Linked DNA regions of Mus musculus: region 2 is linked to region 1. The links are chromatin contacts, found by Hi-C or POLR2A ChIA-PET in ENCODE. All regions are on one chromosome and are shown on one strand. Each heading gives the region's core, a stretch centred on a gene start or an enhancer-like site at or near the end of the contact. The rest is flanking DNA. Distances are from core to core; before and after follow the strand shown. Region 1 holds the start of Mapre1 (microtubule-associated protein, RP/EB family, member 1). Region 2 holds the start of Efcab8 (EF-hand calcium binding domain 8).

Evidence for each region. Hi-C counts contacts between places; a loop is a spot of excess contacts on that map. ChIA-PET counts read pairs that join two places held with the same protein, here RNA polymerase II (POLR2A).
Region 2: a map of heart shows a loop between it and region 1 (2.6-fold over the local background). The contact joins the promoter of Efcab8 here to the promoter of Mapre1 in region 1. A Hi-C loop is called at or near these places in 1 of 37 maps with a recorded cell type or tissue (heart). POLR2A ChIA-PET finds 5 or more read pairs at or near these places in 4 of 5 experiments (Patski and embryonic stem cell).

What each region holds. Positions count from the first base shown.
Region 1 is chr2:153,739,305-153,744,604 of GRCm38, forward strand. It overlaps Mapre1 (microtubule-associated protein, RP/EB family, member 1), which reads left to right and starts at 1,983. Exons shown (of 7, transcript NM_007896.3): 1 at 1,983-2,115.
Region 2 is chr2:153,776,273-153,781,791 of GRCm38, forward strand. Efcab8 (EF-hand calcium binding domain 8) reads left to right here and starts at 2,974. Exons shown (of 29, transcript NM_001370916.1): 1 at 2,974-3,153; 2 at 3,659-3,700; 3 at 4,619-4,807; 4 at 5,492-5,519. The coding sequence starts at 4,641.

The DNA.
Region 1 (5,300 bases), core at 733-3,232:
ATTAGACCCTATCTCAAAAAGAATTATGAATATATAAATAAGTGGTATTGTGGCAGAGAAAGCATTCTGTGACCTGTGATTCTGGGCAAGTCAGCTGGCTTCTCTGAGCCTGTTTCCTCTGCTGTGAAGTGCTGCAGTTCATCTTTTCTTCCTATATACAAGCACTGAGACACAGTCTGGAGCTAGAACAGGAAATTGCCTCCATGCAAAAGCAGAAGATAAAGGCATTAAAAAGTAAGGAAACATTTGCAGTGCTAAGAATAAACCAGATGACATTGCAGGTGCTCTTACATGGTGACTTAGTTTTTCATTAAGGTGCTGTGCTGGGCAGTTTTATAACACCTTGACACACGCTAATGTCATTTGAGAGGAGGGAATCTCAATTAAGAAAATGCCTCCCTAAGATGAGCCCTTAGGCAAGCTGGTAAAGTGTTTTCTTAGTCATTGATGGGGGAATCTCATCAGCCCACTGTGGGTTAGGACACCTCTGTGCTGGTGTGGTCTAGGGTTGTGTACTGGCTAGTTTTGTGTCAACTTGACACAGCTGGAGTTATCATAGAGAAAGGAGCATCAGTTGGGGAAAGGCCTCCAGGAGATCCAGCCGCAAGTCATTTTCTCAATTAGTGATCAAGTGGGGAGGGCCCCTTGTGGGTGGGACCATCTCTGGGCTGGTATTCTTGGGTTCTATAAGAGAGCAGGCTGAGCAAGCCAGGGGAACTAAGCCAGTAAAGAACATCCTTCCATGTCCTCTGCATCAGCTCCTGCTTCCTGACCTGTTTGAGTTCCAGTCTTGACTTCCTTTGGTGATGAACAGCAATGTGGGAGAGTAAGCTGAATAAATCCTTTCCTCCCCAAGTGCTTCTTGGTCATGATGTTTGTGCAGGAATAGAAACCCTGACTAAGACAGGTTGTATAAGAAAGCAGGCTGAGCAAGCCATGAGGAGTAAGCTAGTAACCGACATCCCTCCATGGCTTCTGCATCCACTCCTGGCTCTAGGTTCCTGCCCTGTTTTCCTTCAGTGATGAACAGAGATAATATGGAAGAGTAAGCTAAATAAGCACTCTCCTCTCCAAGTTGCTTTGGTCATGTTTCATTACAGGAATTGTAACACTAACTAAAACAGGCGCCAAATCTTTTTTTTTTTTTTTAAATTTAAAGGCAAACAATAACTGTGTAGCTCTCTGGCTGGCCTTGATCTCAGAGATTCTCTTGTCTCTACCTACTGAGTCCTGGGATTAAACGTTCATACCACCACAGTTATTTGTGGGCATATTTGCGTGTGTGTAGGCATGCGAGTGGCACTGCCCATGTGTGTTAGTCAGAGGACAACTTGCAGGACTCGCGTCTCACCTTCTATCAGTGGGTCCTGGGGTTTGAACTCATGTTGTCAGGTTTGGGGGCATGCACCTGCTAAAGCATTTCGATGGCCATTTTTTCTTTGTTGAGACCAGATCTCGCTGTGTAGCTCTGGCTAGCTTGCTACTGTAGACCAGGCTGGCCTTGAATTTACAGTGATTCTCTTTCCTGTCCAAGTGTACACGAGTGGCCTAGCACTCCCAGTTTTTTCTTTCTGAGACAGGGTCTCGTGTACCTCAGGCTGAACTCCCAGAGAGAGGGTCTGGGATGATGACAAAACGATTTGCTGGCAAGATAGGTGTGTTCCACCACAGCTGCCATCTGTGGTGTTGGGGACTGAAACCAGGGATTCATGTATGCTAGGCGAGCTAACCTTCCTCCCGAGCCTATTCATTAATCCATCTTGGTCAAACGAATTTTCTTCTGGGCTACAGCAAACCAGAATGTGCAACTGGACTCCGCCTCCTCAGAGGACTCACACGTCATTGGTCGCAACTGACCACGTGCCCAACAGGCTTGCTCCCCGCCCCCGGGCATGCCAGCTGTCGATCAAGCATTCGGCCCCGCCTCCGGCTCGCAGGCCAGTCCGTCTCTATAAAAGGCCGGGCGGGAGATGACGAGCCCCTGCGTCGGCGCGTCACGGCGGGGTGCGTGTGAGGTCATCGCGCGCGGGCGGGCGGGGTCCGACGGTTTGAACGAGACGAAGACGGAACCGGAGCCGGGCGCGCGGACGGCGGACGCGGGTCCTGAGAAAGCCGGTGAGGCGGCTGGCGGGCCCGGGCGGCGGCAGCAGTCGGGAATTCACGGGAGGCGGCTCCTCGTGAGCAGTGCGGAGCCGCGCGGGCAGTGGGGGGGAAGGGCGGGGCCGCGATCCGGTGCGCGGCCTGGGCCGGGGGCGCGCGCTCCGTTGTCCCGGGGGCGGGGCGTGGGCCGGAAGTGGGGGCTGCCTAGTGGTGACCGGCGAAGTCCTGACTTTGCGGCTGGGCCTGGAGGGTGTGTGCCCACGGGCGCGCGCGCGCGCGCGCGAGGGGCGCGGTGGGGACCCTGGGTGTAGGAGGCGTCGTTGCATAATGGGTGGGAGTTGGTCCGCGGAGTTGGCCGCAGAGTGCGACCTTAGGCAGGCGCTTCAGCCTCCCCGTGCCTCAGTTTCCTCCTCCGTAAAATGGAGACAGTAGAATTAAGCACAGAAAGGTTTCAGCTCGGTGCCTGGCAGAAGTCAGGCGGTCCGCGGGTGGTGGTTGAGTGCCTAGTAAATGCTAGGCCCCGGTCTCATCAGGGAGTAGACAGGCAAAGACATGCTTTCTAGGAGTCTGCTTTGTGGGTAGAGAGCCAGGAAGCAAGAAAATGAATACATGGCCAAGATAATTTCTGTAATTACTGTAAAAGGGCGATACCAGTACTGCAGGGTATAGCCTGACCTCTGCATCTTGGCGATGAGGATCCGGTGGCCCATTGAGGGAAGTTCAGCTAGGCCTGATGTCTGCCGGTGATGGGATGTCTTGACTAGCATTAATCAAGATAGCTCTTTAATGGGCACTTGTGTATAAGGCATTGTGTTAAGAGCTTGATGTAGCATTGTGTCATTTAATAGTCACATTGCCTTGAAAAGATGCTATCTTTATTCTCTTTCTTTCCCCTCTGTTGTGTTTTGCTCATTTTATTTTCTCTGTGGGGCTGAGAGGTGACTGCAGTTCCCCCACTGTGCTGAGCTGCTCATCATTCTTTTACAGAGGCGAGTCTGAGACTTTGGGTAGGGAAAGGACTTGCCTTACGTTGTCCAGCAAGTAACTCAACTCCAGAGTCATATCCTGTGTGCTACTCCTCCTTCTCCATCTAGAAACTGTTTCATACTTTTGTGGTGTCAAAGTGCCAGGACATAGAAGCTTGGGAGGCGGTGTGCTTTTCTGATACTTACCACAGCTCTGTGAGGAAGGTAGGGTCTTATTCATTTTACAGGTAAGCCATTTCTGAGGAAAGGAGACATGTTTCATACAGGGTCACATAGCTCTTTTTAGTGCCACCTCCCTCTTGCCTTTCCATAGGACTCTGGATGGTACTTGGAGAGGAATAGGGTGTACTTTATCCTACACTGAATTGAAGTGGGTAGGGAGCCAAGTGTGGTGAACATGCCTGTAGTCCTTACACTTGGGAGGTAGATGCAGGAGGATCAAAAATTGAAGGTCATCTAGCTATTGAGCTAGGTCATGAGATAGTGTGTGAAAAGGCTGACTAGAACTAGTTAGGGAGACTCCTGGGAGAGTCACTGAAGGGAGAGAAATACTTGAGTAGACGGAAAGGGGATTTTTCTTGTGGTTGTACCTTGCTTAGCTCAGAGAGCCCTGAAAAGGTGGGGTATGTGTTGAACTCAAGGGTATTGCACTGAGGCTAAGCAGTGGACATTTTTGTTAGTTGTTCTGAGACAGGACCTTATCTTGTACCCTAGGTTGGCCTAGAATGCTCTGTGTCCCACACTTGTCCTGAATTTGGAGTGGTGTCTCTGCCTCAGCTTTTTGAGTGCTATCTAGGTTTATGGGCATGGGCCTTCACTTCTGGCTCAAACATTCTTACCAGAAAGTGAGAAAGAGCTTTGCTGGAGAGGTAGGCTCTGTTTTGACTGCCTGGAAGAGTCAATTAATTGGTTGAGTGAGTGGATGTTTATTGCACATCCACAGGGTGCCTAATCCCATGTATTTAGTGGCCACAGAGCTCGTGGAGCACATGGGACCTGGTATTAATGTACTGCTAATGAAAGAGTTTGAAATTACATGGTGGTGAAGGGCCATTAACCTTTTCTGAGCTGGGGTGTGGTCAGGAGACACATGTGGCTTTACCAGCTGCTTTTATTTTATGATAGCATGAGACACACAATACCCAATGTGTACATATAGACCCAAGCTAGATGGTAAGTGCTCAGTCTGAAATCACATCACTCAGTCTGGATGGCTCTTATTGGTACTTAATAGCATTCTGCACAGAGTATGCATTTTATGTGTTCATCCAGGGTTTTTTAAACAGGAGAGAGATACCTCATGTGATTTGTGATTCAGAAAATTCTTTCTGGCTGCTGTGTAGGAACAGATTGAGATAGACTAATTTGAGTGAGGGCTTGTAGGGGATCTTGAGAGGTGTTGGCAGCAGATATCAGGCACAGTTTTTAGCACTGAAGATAGCATAAAAGAGAGGCAGTCTCTGCCCTGACCTCGTTTGTAACTATGCTTAGGTTTGATATGATGCCAGCTCTGTTTCCTTCCTTACTTCATACAGCTCTCTGTGAGATCCTTTTCAGATGGTTGTGTTTAGAGCTGAGCCACACTGAGTTCAGTAACTTGCCTAAAATCACAGCTAATGGAATGGATTCATGTTCAAGTCCAGGTCCTCCAGTTTTGTCCTGGCCTAAATCTGGTCTCCTAATTCTGGGAGGCTCAGAAATGGAGGAATAGTGTCAGTTTTAGTGTGATAATTATAATCCCAGAGGTTTGAATGAAGTGCTATGGAGACATGAATAATCTACCTATGCACTGAGAAACTAAGTTGTGCTGTTTTGTGTGGTAGTTCTGTCAGCTGATTTTTGGGGAGTGTATAGAGTGTTGAAAGTTAGCTTTCTGAAAAGTTTATGTAGACACCTGTATACTGGCTGGTTTTCTGTGTCAACTTGACACACACTGGAGTTACCACAGAGAAAGGAGCTTCAGTTGGGGAAGTGCCTCCATTAGCCTCTGCATCAGTTCCTGCTTCCTGACCTGCTTGAGTTCCAGTCCTGACTTCCTTTGGTGATGAACAGCAATGTGGATGTGTAAGCTGAATAAAACCCTTTCTTCCCCAAGTGCTTCTTGGTCCTGATGTTTGTGCAGGAATAGAAACCCTGACTAAGACAGCACCTTTTCTTCCCCCATATTCTGAGACAAGCAACATTTACCTAACACTCATTCTGTTCAAGGCCCTG
Region 2 (5,519 bases), core at 1,724-4,223, 38 kb after region 1:
TTATAAAGAACATTTAATTGGGGCTGGCTTACAGGTTCAGAGGTTCAGACCATTACCATCAAGGTGGGAACATGGCAGCATCCAGGTAGGGATGAGGCTGGAGCAGCTGAGAGTTCCACCTCTTGTCCTGAAGGCAGCTAAAAGACTGGCTTCCAGGCAGCTAGGATGAGGGTCTTAAGGCCCATGCCCACAGTGATGCACGTACTCCAAGAAGGCCACACCTCCTAATAGTGCCACTGCCTGGGCCAAGCATAATCAAACCCTCATAGTCTCTCACTAAACCTGAGGTCTCTGTTTCAGCTAGCCTAACTGGCTAGTGAGCCCCGGGATCCTCTTGTCTCTACTGACCTCTCCCTGCCTGGCTCTGGCGTTAACTTTGCGTGTTTCAATGTCAGTCATTTACATGGGTGTTGGGTATCTGAACTCAAGTAAGTCCTCAGTCTTGGACAGCATGACTTGACCCAGTGAGCCATTTCCCTCCTGTGTTTTGCTTTTCGTAGGTTTCCTGCATAGATCAGGCTGTCCTGGAGCTGGCTGTGTTGCTCATGCTTGCTTTACAAAGCCTTCTGCTTCAGCCTTGTAAGTGCTAGAGTTACAGGTATGTGCTGCTAGCATTCAGCAGGCCATCGACGTGAGTATAGCCAGTTGTATTCTGCAGTCTGGGTTTGTGTTTTTTCCTCATGGCGTGATTTATACATGGCTTTATTATCGCATCACGACATGCCATCTACTTCTGTCATTATTGATGGATGCTATTTATTTTTGAGACATTATCTCATGTATGTGTGATGGCATCAGATGTAACCAAAGGTCATGAGGCCATGAGAGGCACTGAGCCATAACTCCAGCCATCAATAAATGAAAGAGAGAGAGAAAAAATTGAGGCTGGGTCCCTCTGTTGTAGCCCTGGCTGTCCTGGGACTCTGTAGACCAGGCTGACCTTGAACTTACAGAGATCAGCCTGCCTCCGCTTCCTGACTGCTAGAATTAAAGGCATGCAAAACCATGCCCAACAATTCAAAACAAAACAAAGTGAAAAATGTGAAGGCACTGAAGTCATTTGAAGTTTGAAGAATAAGTATACATATACATTCTGACTTCATACAAGTCACATGTGGACTTTTTTTTTTTTTTTTTAGAAGTTTTGTTTCTTGGCGGCAGTCTCCAATCTCTGTTAACCTTTGACACCTGGGAATCCAGATTGACTTCCTAACATAGGAGTATGCCCCTGTCCCCAAAAGGGGCCCAAACTTCAGAATCTCCATTTCGACAAGGTCCGCTTGTCTGGGGGGAAAACCCTACTCTACTCAGAATCTGTAGAATATTCTGTTACATTTAGGCAAAAAGGGCCTGCCCTGGGCCCAGAACTTTAGGGCAATCCTTCCTACCTTGTCTTCTCTGGCTGTGTCCTACTTAACTAATGGAAGATTCCAGAGGCTAAGGAGATGTGGCCACCCAGAGTCAACCCCCTATTCCGTTCTCTGAGCACTAAGACTCAGTACTACTGCCCAAGGCAAAGGGGCATTTTTAAATCTTAATGATTGCTATGACCTTTTTTTTTTTTTTTCAATTAAAAATTAGATTGTGGGTGTGGTGGTACACATACGTAGTTCCAACACTTGGGAGGTGTTGGGAGCCGCCCCCACATTCGCCGTTACAAGATGGCGCTGACATCCTGTGTTCTAAGTGGTAAACAAATAATCTGCGCATGTGCCAAGGGTATCTTATGACTACTTGTGCTCTGCCTTCCCCGTGACGTCAACTCGGCCGATGGGCTGCAGCCAATCAGGGAGTGACACGTCCGAGGCGAAGGAGAATGCTCCTTAAGAGGGACGGGGTTTCGTTTTCTCTCTCTCTTGCTCTTGCTTCTCTCTCTTGCTTCTTGCTCTCTTGCTTCTTGCTCTCTTGCTTCTTGCTCTCTTGCTTCCTGCACCCTGGCTCCTGAAGATGTAAGAAATAAAGCTTTGCCGCAGAAGATTCTGGTCTGTGGTGTTCTTCCTGGCCGGTCGTGAGAACGCGTCTAATAACAGGGAGGTGGAAGGGAAGAGTATCAAGTCATACATGGCCATCCTTGGCTATTTATATAGGAAGTTCAAATCACCTGGGCTCCATGAGACCTTGTATTAAAAAACAAAACCATGGCTGGAGAGTTAAGAGCACCGACTACTCTTCTAGAGATCCCGAGTTCAATTCCCAGGACCACATTGGTGCTCACAGCCGTCTATATAATGGGATCCGATGCTCTCTTCTGGTGTGTTTGAAGAGAGCGACAGTGTACTCATACAAACAATAAATAAAATTTAAAAAACAAAACTAAAGCCTAGATCTAATGGGTCCACTCCTGTTACTGGCAGCTCCTAGAAAGGCCCTGCATTTGCTTTTAGCCTTTGGTAGGCAGAACCAGGACACTCCTTATCCTTGATCACCAACTCAAGGGATCACCAGTGTGCACTGTGTGGCTCCACAGAGCAGGAAGATGAGCGAGTGGAAGTAGAAATCAAAGCCCAGCCAGCTTTGGACCTCCAAACAGGAAAAGGTTGGAAATGAGAAGCAGGCCTTGGGTGAGTCTGGCAACCGTGCTGCTTAGGCGTGAGACGAAGCCCAGCAAAGTGCCAACACTAAAGAGATCTCTGTCCAACCAAAAGGGGGTTAAAAACTAGGGCCTGGCCAAGACCTGGAAATCCACTTCAGCTCCAGGGAGAAGACAAAGGGAAAAATTCCAAAACTAGAGGTGTTAGTAGAAACCAAATCGCTGTAGTCCTAGGCGAAGGAGCAGGAGAAACCCCGCCTTCCCTCGCTCCCCTATCCCGGGTGCTACCCCTGCTAGCCGCCTGCCTCTGGCCCCGCCTACCATAGCCTCGCCCCTCCCACCTACTCTCGCCAACCAGTTGCCGCTTCGGCCACGTGGAGAGTAGTTTTCCTCCAGCCGCAATTTCAGCGCCTGTCCTACCCACGCGCACATTTGTCTTTCCCAGACGAGGTTAACGTCTCATCTCGCACAGCTGTGCCTTCTGAGCCCTTCCCCTGGAGACATTGTTCTCTGTGCCCCCCTTTGCTTCTGCTCTGTTATCCTTCCTTGATTCTCGTAGAGGAGCTTGGGAGTGCGCTCCCTGTTCCTAAAAGGACTCCAAACCGTATTTCCGTTCTTCCAAGGTCTGAACTGGCATCTGCAGCAGGCTGGAAAGGGCAGATAGTGCTTAGACCTCAGGATGTCCCCGGCCAAACTGTCACCAGCTGGAGCTATCAGCCACTTCCGCCCTACCTTACCTAGTGCCTTAAACTAGGACGGGCAAGTCCTTTGGGGGTACAGGAAGAAGGACAGATTGGGGCCTACCTATCTTCCCTTCACTCGGGATTTGGAACCTAGTGCAGTGACAGATGTTGGCGAATATTACCCACCATCCAGTTTAGGTCCGGTTTCCTGCGACAGCTGCCTAAGGCATGCTGGGGCACTCCGCCACACCCCCCCCCCCCAACTTCCGTACTGCTGGGTTATTTCCCTTCATCCTGTGGTATTCTCATAGCTAGGAGCTAGCCCTATCCCATCTCCTTCTCTTCCCCACCTTCTTCCCCACTTCCCCAGATTTGTATTCCTTTTTTTTTTTTTTTTTCATTCTCTTACAAACTACTTCCGGACACTTGTTTGTTTTTCCTTCAGAGTTCACAACCATCTGGTTCTGTCTGCATTCCCTTCCTCAAGGTACTCTGTGGGGAAGGAGGACCCCAGTTCAATGGGTTGCATTACGGGCCACCTTGGTTTAAGGGAAGGTAGGACCCTCCCCCCTTTTCACTGCCATAGAGTGAGCTGGAGGGTAGATGTTGATGAACAAGGGTGCAAGGGCCACCTTCTTCCTTTGTTCTGTTTTGAAGAGGTAGTTGGTTGTCCCAGCCTGAAAAAAAAAATCTTTCTTTTTTCTTTCCTTCTCCCCCTTCTGTGTGTTAGAGGAATGCATATTTGACAGGTGCCCCCACTTCTACACCTGCCCAGATAACTGCCATTAACCTTATGGCATATTTCCCCAGGTCTTTTTATTTTTTAAAATTTATTTGACATGTGTGAGTGTCTTTGTTTTGTTTGTTTTTTCGAGACAGGGTTTCTCTGTGTAGCCCTGGCTGTCCTGGAACTCACTTTGTAGATCAGGCTGGCCTCGAACTCAGAAATCCACCAGCCTCTGCCTCCCAAATACTGGGATTAAGGGCATGCGCCACCACCACCCAGCTATGTGTGAGTGTTTTATCGGCATGTATGTCTATGTATTGTGGGTGTAGTGCCTAAGGAGGTCAGAGGAGAACATCAGATCCTCTAGAACAGTAGTTACAGTCGGTTGTGGGTTGCCATCTTGGCTGCTAGGAATTGAGTGCAGCTCCTCTGCGGGAGTTTTTAACTGCTGAGCCATCTCTCCAGCCCTGCCAGGTCCCTTTCAAGGCCAATACAATTCATATAGTTAACAGAAATGTACTTTAGATACACTTTTGCATTAGGTTTCTGCCGTTTTCCGTGGCTCTTTTTCCAGTACCACATCCTGTCTCTTGTGTTTCCTTTTTCTATTCTTTAAATGTATCTATACCCTAAGCTTATGAGTCCTCAGATTTCTAGAGATTTGCGTTTTATTTCTAGATGAGTCGTCACAGCTTGCTTCATGCCCTCGTCCCTCCATGCTCCTCTTTCTGGAGAAGTTTCTGCCTTTTCTCTTAGTTGTCCTTACTTTCGATGTCAAGACAGCACGGGGGAAGACCTGGGCCGGTTCCCCTCCCCACTGCCCTTTCTCATGTGCCTACTGCTCTTCTTCCCATTTAGAGCCAGATGGTAAGGATCTTGTATTATGTTTTTCTTCTCACTCTTTTCTCTTCATTTCCCTCTCTCCCTGATGCCTCCTAGGAACCCTGTGGTCCAGGGTCCACACGGCTTACGTGTCAGTCCCGTGGGTATGACATTCTCTTCTCCTTCCCTGCTGTCTGTTTTGTTCTCTGAGAATGCCTCCCAACTCTCATCAGATCTGGGGACCCTGCGGGTCTGGTGCCCCAATATCTTGACTTCTCATTAGAAACATGGCTCTCTCCATGAGTTCTTATCTCATCTCACTGGAGAAGGTCCTGCCCCCAAGGGCCCTGGAGGGGGTTGGGAGGGTGTATGCAGTGGAGGGTTGTGCCTCCACTTTAGATGTGTGTCTACCTCTGGATCTGCTTCTCTCGGTAGTGAATGGCTTTTGGGACCTCCACATGGCTTGAGAAGTCCCTGGATTCTACAAATTCTGGATTTAAGCTAGTAATCTTCATGGCTTCAGTGGGCCAGTTTCTTTCCATCAATTCAGGAAGGCTCCACTGTAAACTTATGGAAAATGTCTGTGGGAAAGGGGGCACTCATGAAATACTAGGAGTAGCTGTGGACAAGGGGCAACCATCATCTCCTTTGACCATTTCCAACTTTCTGTGGCTTGGCTAGGTCAGGTCTGTGGACTTGTGTTAAAGCAACTGTGATTATCCATTTTAGGCCAAGACTAATGTCTTCTGAGAAGCCA